Regions from separate parts of the Homo sapiens genome. Here region 1 is linked to region 2. A link is a loop called in an ENCODE intact Hi-C map of the cell type or tissue named here. Cell type or tissue: IMR-90. All regions are shown on one strand. Links, peaks and the distances in the headings refer to the core of each region. The heading gives the core; the rest is flanking DNA. Region 1 has its middle 10 kb from the start of TCEAL4. Region 2 holds the start of TCEAL1 (transcription elongation factor A like 1).

Region 1 (5,386 bases), core at 105-5,104, 55 kb after region 2:
AATAGGCGAATTATATGGCATGAGAATTATATCTCAATAAAGCTGTGATAAAAATCTGTCATAATATTGATTATTTCAAAGTATTATATATGCAGATTTTCACTATAATGGATTGAATTAAAGTCACATAATTTTTCTCTATTATGCATGTTTTAATATTTATATGTTAGTACATTTCCTTGATTATTTTATTTGGATTTATTCTAAGAACTTGAATTAATGGATCAAAAGTTATGAGAATTTTAAGATTTATTGATATATGTAGCTAAATGTTTACTATGTTGTTAATTATAAAAACTACAGAAAATCAAACATACATATAATGTAGAGGGTGGGGTTGTATGCTATATTTTACTAAATTTTTCTATGCTTATTTCATATACAATTTGTATATTTAATGAAATTGTACTGTATATACTGTTCTGCTACTTGATTCTTTCACTTAAAACTATATCTTCAGAACATTCCCATGTCAGTCTACATAGGACTACCTTATACATTTTAATGGTTGCATAATATTCTACTCTTTAGAGTTACCAAAGTTTATTTAATCAATTCTCCATTGATTAGCATTAGAAATGTTCCATACTTTTACTATTAACAACATTGATCTATTGAATATCTATATGCATATTGCATCCATTTATTTACCTGGGGAAGAGATTTAATTTCCGAAGTTGTTATGTCCCGCTCCACATATGATATGTGACCTTTCCATTCTTCGCATTGACAGATGTGGACTTTGTCTCTTCCTTTTGAATTTGGGAGGCCCTGCGACTATTTTGATCAGTATAATACAGTGTAAATCACTTTGTGTGACTTTTGAGGTTAGGTCAAAACACCCCACAAAGATCTGCCTGGCATTTTTGGAATATTCACTCTTGGAGAAGCAGCTGCCATGTAACAATTCTTCCTACCCTGAAACCACCATGCTGAAAAGGCCATATATTTGCTCTTTGATTGACAGCTCCAGCTGTGTTGTAATCCAAAAGCCAGCAATAACTGCCATCCCTCTTAGTGAGCCCTCTTGGATTTCCATCCTAGTCCAACTTAAAGATGATTGCTGTCCTAGATGACATATTTTATTGACTGATTGATTGATTGAGACAGTCTCGCTCTGTCACCCAGGCTGGAGTGCAGTGGTGCAATATCAGCTCACTGCAACCTCCACCTCCTGGGTTCAAACGATTCTCCTGCTTCAGCCTCCTGAGTAGCTGGGATTATAGGGGCATGCCACCACACCAGGCTAATTTTTATATTTTTAGCAGAGACGGGGTTTCACCATGTTGGCCAGGCTGGCCTCAAACTCCTGACCTCAGGTGATCTACTCACCCTGGCCTCCCAAAACGCTGGGATTACAGGCGTGAGCTGCGGCGCCTGGCCTCCAGCTGGCATCTTGACCTCAGCATCATGAGAGTCCCAAAATAAGAACCTAGCAGCTGAACTCTTCTTGAATATAAATGATTAAATTTTGGAGTAATTTGTTATGCAGCAATACTAACCTTAATAACCTGTATAAAAGATGAAATAATACTAGGAGTAAAATAAATCATAAATAGATATCCCACAAAGCCTGAAATATTTACTTTCTGGCCCTTTATGGAAAAAGTTTGTCAGCCCATGTCTTAGACCAAAGGAAACAATTTAACCTCAACCACCACAACAATCGTCATCATTGAGATGTGATGTTGAGTGACTACTAATATAGATGCATATCAGGGTACAGGTATCATTCTATTCATTTGTGGGGGTAACTCAAAATGCATGTAATTTTTTTTTATTTTTTATTTTTGAGACAGAGTCTCACTCTGTCACCCAGGCTGGAGTGCGGTGGCACCATCTCGGCTCATGCAACTCTGCGTCCTGGGTTCAAGCAATTCTTGTGCCTCAGCCTCCTGAGTAGCTGGGATCACAGGCATGTGCCACCATACCTGGCTAATTTTTGTATTTTAGTACAGATGGGGTTTCCTATGTTGGACAGGCTGGTCTTGAACACTTGACTTCAAGTGATCCACCTGACTCGACCTCCCAAAGTGCTGGGATTACAGGTATGAGCCACTGCACCCGGCCAAAATACATATAATTTTAAAGTTACAAAAGTGTTATCCTGTGTAATTGGAACAACCAATACTTGAGTACTGGAAACTCATAATCTAAAAGTTGAAAACCTGGCATAGTGGAAAGAATCTAGAATTCAGACTTGGTATTTACTTTAGAAAAGTAACCTCTTCTAGGCCCAGGGGTTAGCCCATCTGTGAAATGGGCATATAATAGTTGAAATACAAATAATGTGGAGAGTTGGTAAGGATACAGAGTAACTAGAACCCACATATACATTCTGGCTGGAACTACAAATTGAAAAAGCACTTTGGAAAGCTGTCAGTATTTACTAAGGTTAAACATTCATGTATGCTCTGACTCAGTAGTTGCACTCCTGGTATATATGCAACAGAAATGAGTTTTTATGTCCACCAAAAGATGTGAACAAGATTGATCATTAAGTACAAAACATAAAGCAATGCAAATGTTCATCAACAGAAGAATAGTGTTATAGTCCTATAATGCATTACAACACAGAAATGAAAATGAACAAATTACAGCTTCAAACAACATGGGATAAAAACACAAATATAGCACTGCTACTTCCATTGTAATCCCTCTGTCACCCTCCTGTCTACAAAACCACATACCTATGGAGTTGAAAATGGGTTCAGGTTTGAGGCCACAAGAAGAAATTCAAAGACAGTGAAAAGGAGAAGCAGCCCCTGGAATTCAGCATGATTGCTGATATCCCCAGTTGTTGGAGTTTGTTAAGAGAAAAATGTGCTTACACATTTTAATTTGAATTAATTAACCAAGTGAATATTGAGGGAGATCAAGCAAATCAACATAGCATTTAGATTTTATTTTAACGTATTTCTTGGCAAGCAGGTTAATGCAGAGAGGCACAGTTTCTATGAGTCTCTGATAGGCTCAAACACTCAGTCTAATGCCATGTCTGATAGAGCAGACGCTGGAGTGAAATTCAAGAGATCGTCCTGGGTTCTGGTGTCAGACCTAACCCAAAACCTACCCGGCCATGGGTAAGGTCCTTCAGTTCTGTGAGAAGATTCCATCTGGGAAAGGACTCTCAGTTACTAGAAGGGACAGAATTCACTATTCACAATTATTTTAACAAGTGTAATGACTATGCATATTATTTATTCTTAAAACAAGATTCCTTATAGTGCATGACAAAATATCTGATCAAGCATCAGGTCCACCCAAAGCCATATGGTCCCTGCCTAGTTTCAACCTCCAAAGGCTGATGTTGTTCACACTTACCTCTGTGTGGAAAGATCTTGGAAGCAGAGGTAGTTAAATTATGGATGGGTTTTGGTATTACTTAGTAATAGTAGAAGCCATGAGGGGCAGGGCTGGCCTATCACATCTCTCAGATGGACCACGGGTCAGCATGCAAGGACTGGACTGATGACCCACTAAAGAGAAGTCTGGGTGCTCTCATGTTCCCCTAATGTCCTCCTCAGGGACTGGGCAAAACCTGCCGATGACCCTAGATTTGTTTTTAAAGTCCCTCAAGATAAGGGGAAAGAGTGGCTACTTTTTCAAACTTTCTCCTCCTCACACCATCCTTATTCTCCTCTTATCCAGTAGTAACAGGCCAGGATCAAAGAGGAGATGGGCAGTAAGGGGCCAGGAATAAGGACCAAACCCATTGTACTGGTGACTGCACTGGGAGCTGGGATTTCATCCTTCCAAGTTGAGGTGGTGGGTTTTATTTTCAGGCATATGTGCTTGGAAGTGAAAAAAATAAGATAACATTCATTTAGCTTGTGTGTGTGTGTGTGTGTGTGTGTGTGTGTGTGTGTCACATTATTTTTCTTAATCAGTTGCCATGTGCTATGGTTTGAATGTTTGTGTCTACTCCAAAATTCATGTTGAAACTTAATATCCAATGTAATGGTATTCAGAGGTGGGGGCCCTAGCAGGTGATTAGGCTATGAGGGCTCTGCCCTCATGAACAGGATAAACGACTTTATAAAAGGGCTGGAGGGAACTGCGTAGGCCCCTTTTGTCCCTACACTTTCCTCCAAATGAGGATGCAGCAACAAGATGCTTTCTTGGAAGCAGAACCTGATCCTTCAACCAGATATCAAACTTGCTGGTGCCTCCTGAATTGTGAGAAATAACTTTCTGTTCCTTATAAATTACCCAGTCTCAGGTATTTAGCAGCACAAATGGACTAACATGATGTATGAGGCAGGAATTATGTCCACAACTACTAGCCCTGAATTTATATCCTTAAATCTCCATGATTGGGAGCAAAAGATTAGACAATAAAGCTACCAAACCTAAGCAAAGAGCCACACCAGTTTCCTCTTCAACATCCAAGGCTGAACATCCCAGGAAGGCTCTTATTGGTTCAGCAGGGTCACCTCCCCACACTCTGGGCCAATAGCTCAGGGGCTGCGGGTCCTACATTGGCTGACCCAGCAGAGAGTGGGGTATGAGCTGCACTCATTGAATGCTCACATCATCTGAGTCAGGCATAATTGCAGCTCATTAAGATTTATGATTTTTAAAAAGACTTTTGACTGGGAAAGAACAGAACTGAATAAGCCTCAATGAAATAGAATACAAATTTCAGAGTCCAGAGAGCTTGGTAAGGGGATTGGACTGTTTCTTGAAATTTATGATATATATTTCTGTGCTTTTTGTTTTCATCATGTATTAACATGAATTCAAAAAAAGCTTGTGATATTTTTATTCCAGTAACACTGTTTCCCCAGGAGTCCTGCTTATAGTACGTTATTTACAGCAGTTAAAGCTGTTTCCCTTAGTCTTTTTTTTTTTAACACAGAATTAGAGCACTCTTGCCCAGTCTCCTTGTTCGTCATGCACCCACCAGGTTAATAATCAGATGTACTCATTGCCCCATCTAGCCTTTCAGCATCAAGCCTTGTTTTTTTTCTTTACTTACCAGATTCATCTATCTCAATCACCCCTGCACTCTCAGCCAAATTATAACGCATTTTTAATGTTCTTTCACTAATGTTTCTATTTACTTTCTGAATTTACAAGAGGAAAATGGCAAAAGCGCTATAACTGTCCTCATGGATTTGATATATTAAAAATGCCTTTTTCCATAATACAATGTGTATGAGACCAATATGCTAGAATAATTTTGGTAAAACATTTGTATGGCACACTGACAGACATTGGCATTTTGAAGCAGCATGATATAAATTAAGTGACTTAATGAAATGTTTTTTTACAAATATGTCCACAGCTCTTTCTCTGAAAGAGAAAGCCTTTTTTTCAAGCCACACATGGCTCTGAAAAAAGCCTTGGTTTCCCAAAATGTTGTCCCAAATGTGTAAGTCAA
Region 2 (5,386 bases), core at 237-5,236:
CAGCTTGGCCATTAGCCTAAGAGGGCCCTGTGCCTGCTGTAGGCTGGAGCAGAGAAACAAAAGTCAGACCCACCCCAGAGGGGAATGTGGCCTGAGTGAGCCCTTCCACCTCCTGCCTAAGCACCACCACTCTTAGCGTTAGGGGGATGGATTTATCCTCTCTTATAAAACTAATTCCAGTGAGCCTGGAACCTGATCTCACTCCAGCCAGAATTCCAGTTTTACCAGCACCCATCAGGCTGTCATTGGCCTTGAAGAGTGTTCTGGAGACATGAAGACCTCCTCCAAATGGCATTGTATGGTAAAAATATAAAAACAAAAGAAAGCCAAGGGTACAGGGCTGGCTCAACCGTTTTTTTGAGATCATTACTAAAGGAGAACTTTGAATTTACTTCTGATGCATTTTACTCATATTGAAAGTATGGAATGTAAGGTATTATATAACATCAGTCATGGAAAATACATTTCTATTAAGTTGTCTCTTAGGTTTTAATTTTGTGTAAGGTCTTGCTTTGCTGTAAGAAATCTAAATTTTATGTTATAAAATTTGTATGACTATCTTTAGTTGCTTACTTAAAAATATGCTTGGATGAGGCTTTCACCCTTTTAATTCTGACACAATTATCTGTATTTTCTTCCATTTACATCATAGTTTATTCTCAATAAAATCAGAAGTATACCATATATGCCAGTGGCTGTCCAACTTTTAGTGTGCTAATTTATGAAAAAGCAGATTTACTGGGTCTGGCGTAGAAAACGGGTTTCTGCATTTTTTATAAGGGAAACACTGATATATAAAATATTTAAATAATTTTAATGTTGAATTTCAGTTAACAATCCCTCCTTCACCACGTTCCTTTTGGAATTGCAAATCATAGCTCTAGAGAAGTCAACACAGTAAAGCTTATATAGTCAATCAAAGAGAATCTCAGAATTCATGACTGGGTCATGATTTTTAATCATTATTAACCACTCTGTATCTCTAGCACTAACAGAATCAATAAAACAAAATCTTAGGATTTATAAAGGTAGCTTAGTAGAGAAATCATATCTAATATATATGTTTATGTACATATACATATATAGTACTTTAATGTTGTAGAAAGTAGTTTTGCATGTGTCTTGCTGATATGGAGCAGTGTAGAAGGGGGAATGTCTTAGTTTGAGCCTAAGCATTATCTTCCTCTTTAATTTATACAAGTTGAGCAAGTCAGCTGAATTGGCAAGGCAAGCTTGCCAGAAGCCCCTGAGAGAGAACTCATCTTAAGGCAAGTTAGACAATTAAAATGATAGTTATCCTTGGATATTTGGGAGGGAAGTTCCAATTCTGAGTACACAGCATGGTGTCTGGCTCAATAATTTTGTCTCCTAGCCCAGGACCTAGTGGAATCATGTTTGAGTCAGGTGGAGAAAAGGTGGAATCATGTTTGAGTCCAGTGGAGAAAAGGAAGGTCCTAAATGGAAAAAAAAAAAAAATGGAAGAACTATTTTACTAAGCATTTTTTTTTTTTTTGAGACGGAGTCTTGCTGTCTCCCAGGCTGGAATGCAGTGGCGCGATCTTGGCTCACTGCAAGCTCTGTCCCCCGGGTTCAAGCCATTCTCCTGCCTCAGCCTCCCGAGTGGCTGGGACTACAGGCGCCCGCCACCACACCCGGTTAATTTTTTTTTTGTATTTTTAGTAGGGATGGGGTCTCACCGTGTTCCCCAGGATGGTCTCGATCTCCTGACCTCGTGATCTGCCTGCCTCGGCCTCCCAAAATGCTAGATTACAGGCGTGAGCCACCGCGCCTGGCCTTACTAAGCATTTTTTAAAGACATTGAGGTCTAAGCAGCATTGAGATGGTAGCCTCCTAGCTAAGTGCAATATTAAAGCTGGAAGAAGGGCATTCATATATCTGCAGGAGACACAATTCAGCTTGGGCCCACCAGGGACTCCAGAGCAATCAGTGAGGCTTTGTACCTTAAGCAGTCCAGCACGTCAGCAGGGATGAGAGCCAGTGGAAGGATCAGGACCCAGGAGAAGGAGCAGCTGTGCCTAGCAGATACGGTAGGTATCTGAGAGTACAGCAGGACATGAATAGAATGTGGCACTCACTTGGAATCTCACCGGAATTGTTTGTGAGCACAAGTGAGATCTCCTTTGGGTACCTTCCCTATGTCTGCAGGGAATCTATAGGGGTTGGGGTCCTGCCTGTGCAGGTGGAATAAAGACCCCGAACATAGCTCACACAACCTTTTTCTCATCTGGTCCCACAGTAGCACTGTAAAGCAAGTATTATTCCTATTTAAATGAGAACAAAATGACTATTAAATATAATCCATATCTGGCTAATATTTGTGCCTAAGAGATTCAGAAAAAAACATAGGATTCACTTTTTTTAAAGTTCTGACAAGTATTTATTAAGTGCCACATTGTCGTTATAAGCTGATTGACAGTTTTCTTCAAAATTGTGTGATTTTTTCATTATATATTTTTGCAACACAAGTAAAACGTTTGTCCTGAAAAAATGAGAAATTCAGATAAAACAAAAATTTAAAAAATCACCTATTATCTTACCACACAACCACTGTTATGCCTTTGAAGTCTATACTTTTAGCTTTTTCTTTGCATATTAATATATAAATATACATTTTTTTTACAAAAATGGGATACAATATATACCATTTGAAAATTGCTTTTTTCGTTTCACAATATATAATGTACATCTTTCATGCAAATGTGTAGGGCTCATGACTGAAAGAGGGAAACTTGTAGATTTTAGGGGGAAACCTCAACTTTAAGCGAGTTACATGCTAAACATCTAAAATAAAGCCTCACAAAAAGTTAAAATTCAGAATATGGGAAAAGGCATTAAGAAAATGCAAACAGAAAGTCCAGGTGGCAATGGCAATACTATTAGCAGGCAAAACAGAATTAAAGGCCGAACACATTAAATAGGATAAGGACGGCTCCGTTTTGCCTTCCAGTGCATTATCATCAGTTTGTTTCTTACTCTTTTCATCTCTTCTAGCTCATCTGCTGCCTGTATCATCTCCTCATTGCTTAAATTTCTGCCATGTATGTCCCCTCTAAATTGCGGGCGAGAACGAGCCAACCTTTCTTTAAAGCTTCCTTCTTCAAGCTTATGTTTTCCTACTCCACAAGGAGGCTGCTCCATGGGAGGGCGCCCCTCAAACAGGTCCTTCCTGGAAAGACCCTCCTGCGGAGGGCGCTCCTCCGAGAGGAGCATCTCAGGCAGGAGCTCAGGCAAGAGCTCCTCAGGAAAGAACTCCTCCTCCGAGGACTGCTCCTCCGAAGACTGCTCCTCGGGGGACTGCTTTTCGGGAGAGTGCTCCACCGGAGGCCTCTCCTCATCGGTCTTGGGCGCGCTCTGCGGCTCTTCTTCATTTTCTTTGCGTGGTTTGTCCATGTTGGGAATTTTCTTCTTCAAGCACAGTTATTCTTAGGAGACAAGAAAGGCAGAATAGAGTCAGAATACTAAGCGGCTGGACTAACACCCAGGCCGTGGGTTCCAATACCTGCCTTTTCCTGATTCGGGGGCCAGGTCCTCAACCTTGCGCTTTCCCAGAGGCTCTCCGGCTCTCCCGACTCCGCCGCTTCCCGGTCGCCCCCTCCTTCCCGAAAGCCCACCATTTTCCCAGCAGGCTTTGCTACAGGCCTCGCCCGCAGTGACAGGGGCGGGACAGTGCGGCCTGCAGACTCCATGCCTTTCGGCGTCCACCCTCGCGCCCCAGTCCCGGCCCACTGCGTACCCCTTCCCTGACCTGGACCTTTCCGGGCCGTGTGCTCCTAGTCGTCCTCTCCTCGAGGTGCCCCGCTGTGACCAGCAGACCTGCACACAGACGCAAGACAGGGTAGGGGGCGGGGAGTGGGGAGGAGGGACGGACTGACTGACACCCCCCACCCCCCACTTTCTGGGCACCAGCCACTGCCTGCACGCTCCCCTAGCTCTCGGGTTCTCTTTTCGTCTCAGCCCCTGCGTCAAGCTTCGTCCTCCGTGCTCCCACCTCCCCACCCCGCAAAGCTTGCCATTTCTTTTCAGATGAGAAGTGGAAGCGAAGCATTTTTAGAAACTATTTCCAAATGTCTGTACCCCCCTCCCGGGGGACGGGGGAGGTACTCGCCTCCCCACCCCGCCCCAAAGACCACCATATTTTGCACAGAAATGTGGGCGCGGGGGGCGGGGCTGGAGCTTAGGGAAAGGCCTGGACTCCGCCATCCCGATTCTGTCAACCCCATTCCCCGGGTTACTAGGCAGCGCCGACACTCACACCGATTTAAGAGGGTAGAGGGAACTTACTTCTTCTGCTTTCCCTCTCGACCAAAGGGTAATAGGGAGATGGTGGACAGGCAAAAAAAAGACCGGGACGAGAGGGACTTGGGCACATAGAGGCTCCTGGTCACGTGAGGGACGCGCGTCACTGCCGAACTCAGATCCCCAGTTACCACTTTGATCTGCGGCCCTGCCGCAGCCACCTGCTAGTGCCTGCTAGTGTTCTCTGACCCGAGACACACCAGGCATTGTCACTCACCTCTCTTTGTATTTGCCTTTTCCTGGTTGCCAGAGACGGTCCGCATCTAGTCTCGGGTAGTATTGCCTCTTCCTCTGTGCTACTTCCCCTAGTACCACCTCTTTCTCCCCTCCTCCCTTCCTTAGCCACCAAGGCCCCTTATTTCCCCTGCAGTTCAGATCCTGCACTGACGTTTGACTGTTCACCTTCATAAATCAGTATTATATCCTTATATCCCAACACTCTCAGTTTTAATCCACATCCGTATCTCCATCATGTCCATTTAGGCTCATTCAGCATGTTTCATCTCTTGTCACTTTCATGGGAGACAATCTTTCACTTTTTCTTGACATCACATTTTGTTTTTTTGAGCCCCCAGATCTAAATTGGTAATCATTCAGTTCGAGACCTGTAGAAAGAGTTGAGTTTGTAAAGTTTGTAGATCTAAAAAGAATGAATACTTTGATTTTCATAAATCAAATACGTATTTGTCCATCTAAGTACAAACAGTCCAGAACACTTATTATCTGAAATGGGATAGTCCTTGGTGGAGAGCTTGGCATTATTCTCTCTATGTGTGTATATATATACACACATATATATGCGTGTATATATATACACGCATATATATGCATGTATACACACTGAATAGATTATAAAATATATTTATATACATGTGTACATATATATAAATTATTCAGTAGTTATTCATAATAGAATAAATAGATTTTACTGGGACTCTCAATCCTTAACCAGCCACCTCTTGGTGCTTCTGGTTGAGGAAGTTTATATTAATTCACTAAATCAACAAATATTTGAGTTCTGGGACTGCTGGACCCCAAAAGATAGATGCAGCAGGGAGGGCATTCCATA

Evidence for each region. Hi-C counts contacts between places; a loop is a spot of excess contacts. Peaks named below come from ENCODE experiments on the same cell type or tissue, not always from the same donor. Only the 100,000 strongest peaks of a DNase experiment are listed, where the experiment ranks them.
Region 1: it touches region 2 in a loop (3-fold over the local background); 11 of 110 quality-filtered maps call a loop at or near these places.

Annotation. Positions count from the first base shown.
Region 1 is chrX:103,572,479-103,577,864 of GRCh38, reverse strand. It overlaps a transcript of TCEAL4 not described here. Among named protein-coding and RNA genes, the nearest start is that of TCEAL4, 10 kb to the left of the region's middle. In IMR-90, for the core only: no CTCF peak of the experiment used is centred there; no DNase peak of the experiment used is centred there; H3K27me3 peaks cover 303 bases.
Region 2 is chrX:103,627,942-103,633,327 of GRCh38, reverse strand. TCEAL1 (transcription elongation factor A like 1) reads right to left here and starts at 4,353. Exons shown (of 3, transcript NM_004780.3): 1 at 4,303-4,353; 2 at 3,755-3,834; 3 at 2,375-3,443. The coding sequence starts at 3,411. The coding sequence ends at 2,932. RefSeq lists enhancers at 3,399-3,468, 3,539-3,588, 3,493-3,787, 4,659-4,728. In IMR-90, for the core only: a CTCF peak has its summit at 3,189 (motif pointing right); a DNase peak (open chromatin) is centred at 3,207; H3K4me3 peaks cover 2,037 bases; H3K27ac peaks cover 1,689 bases.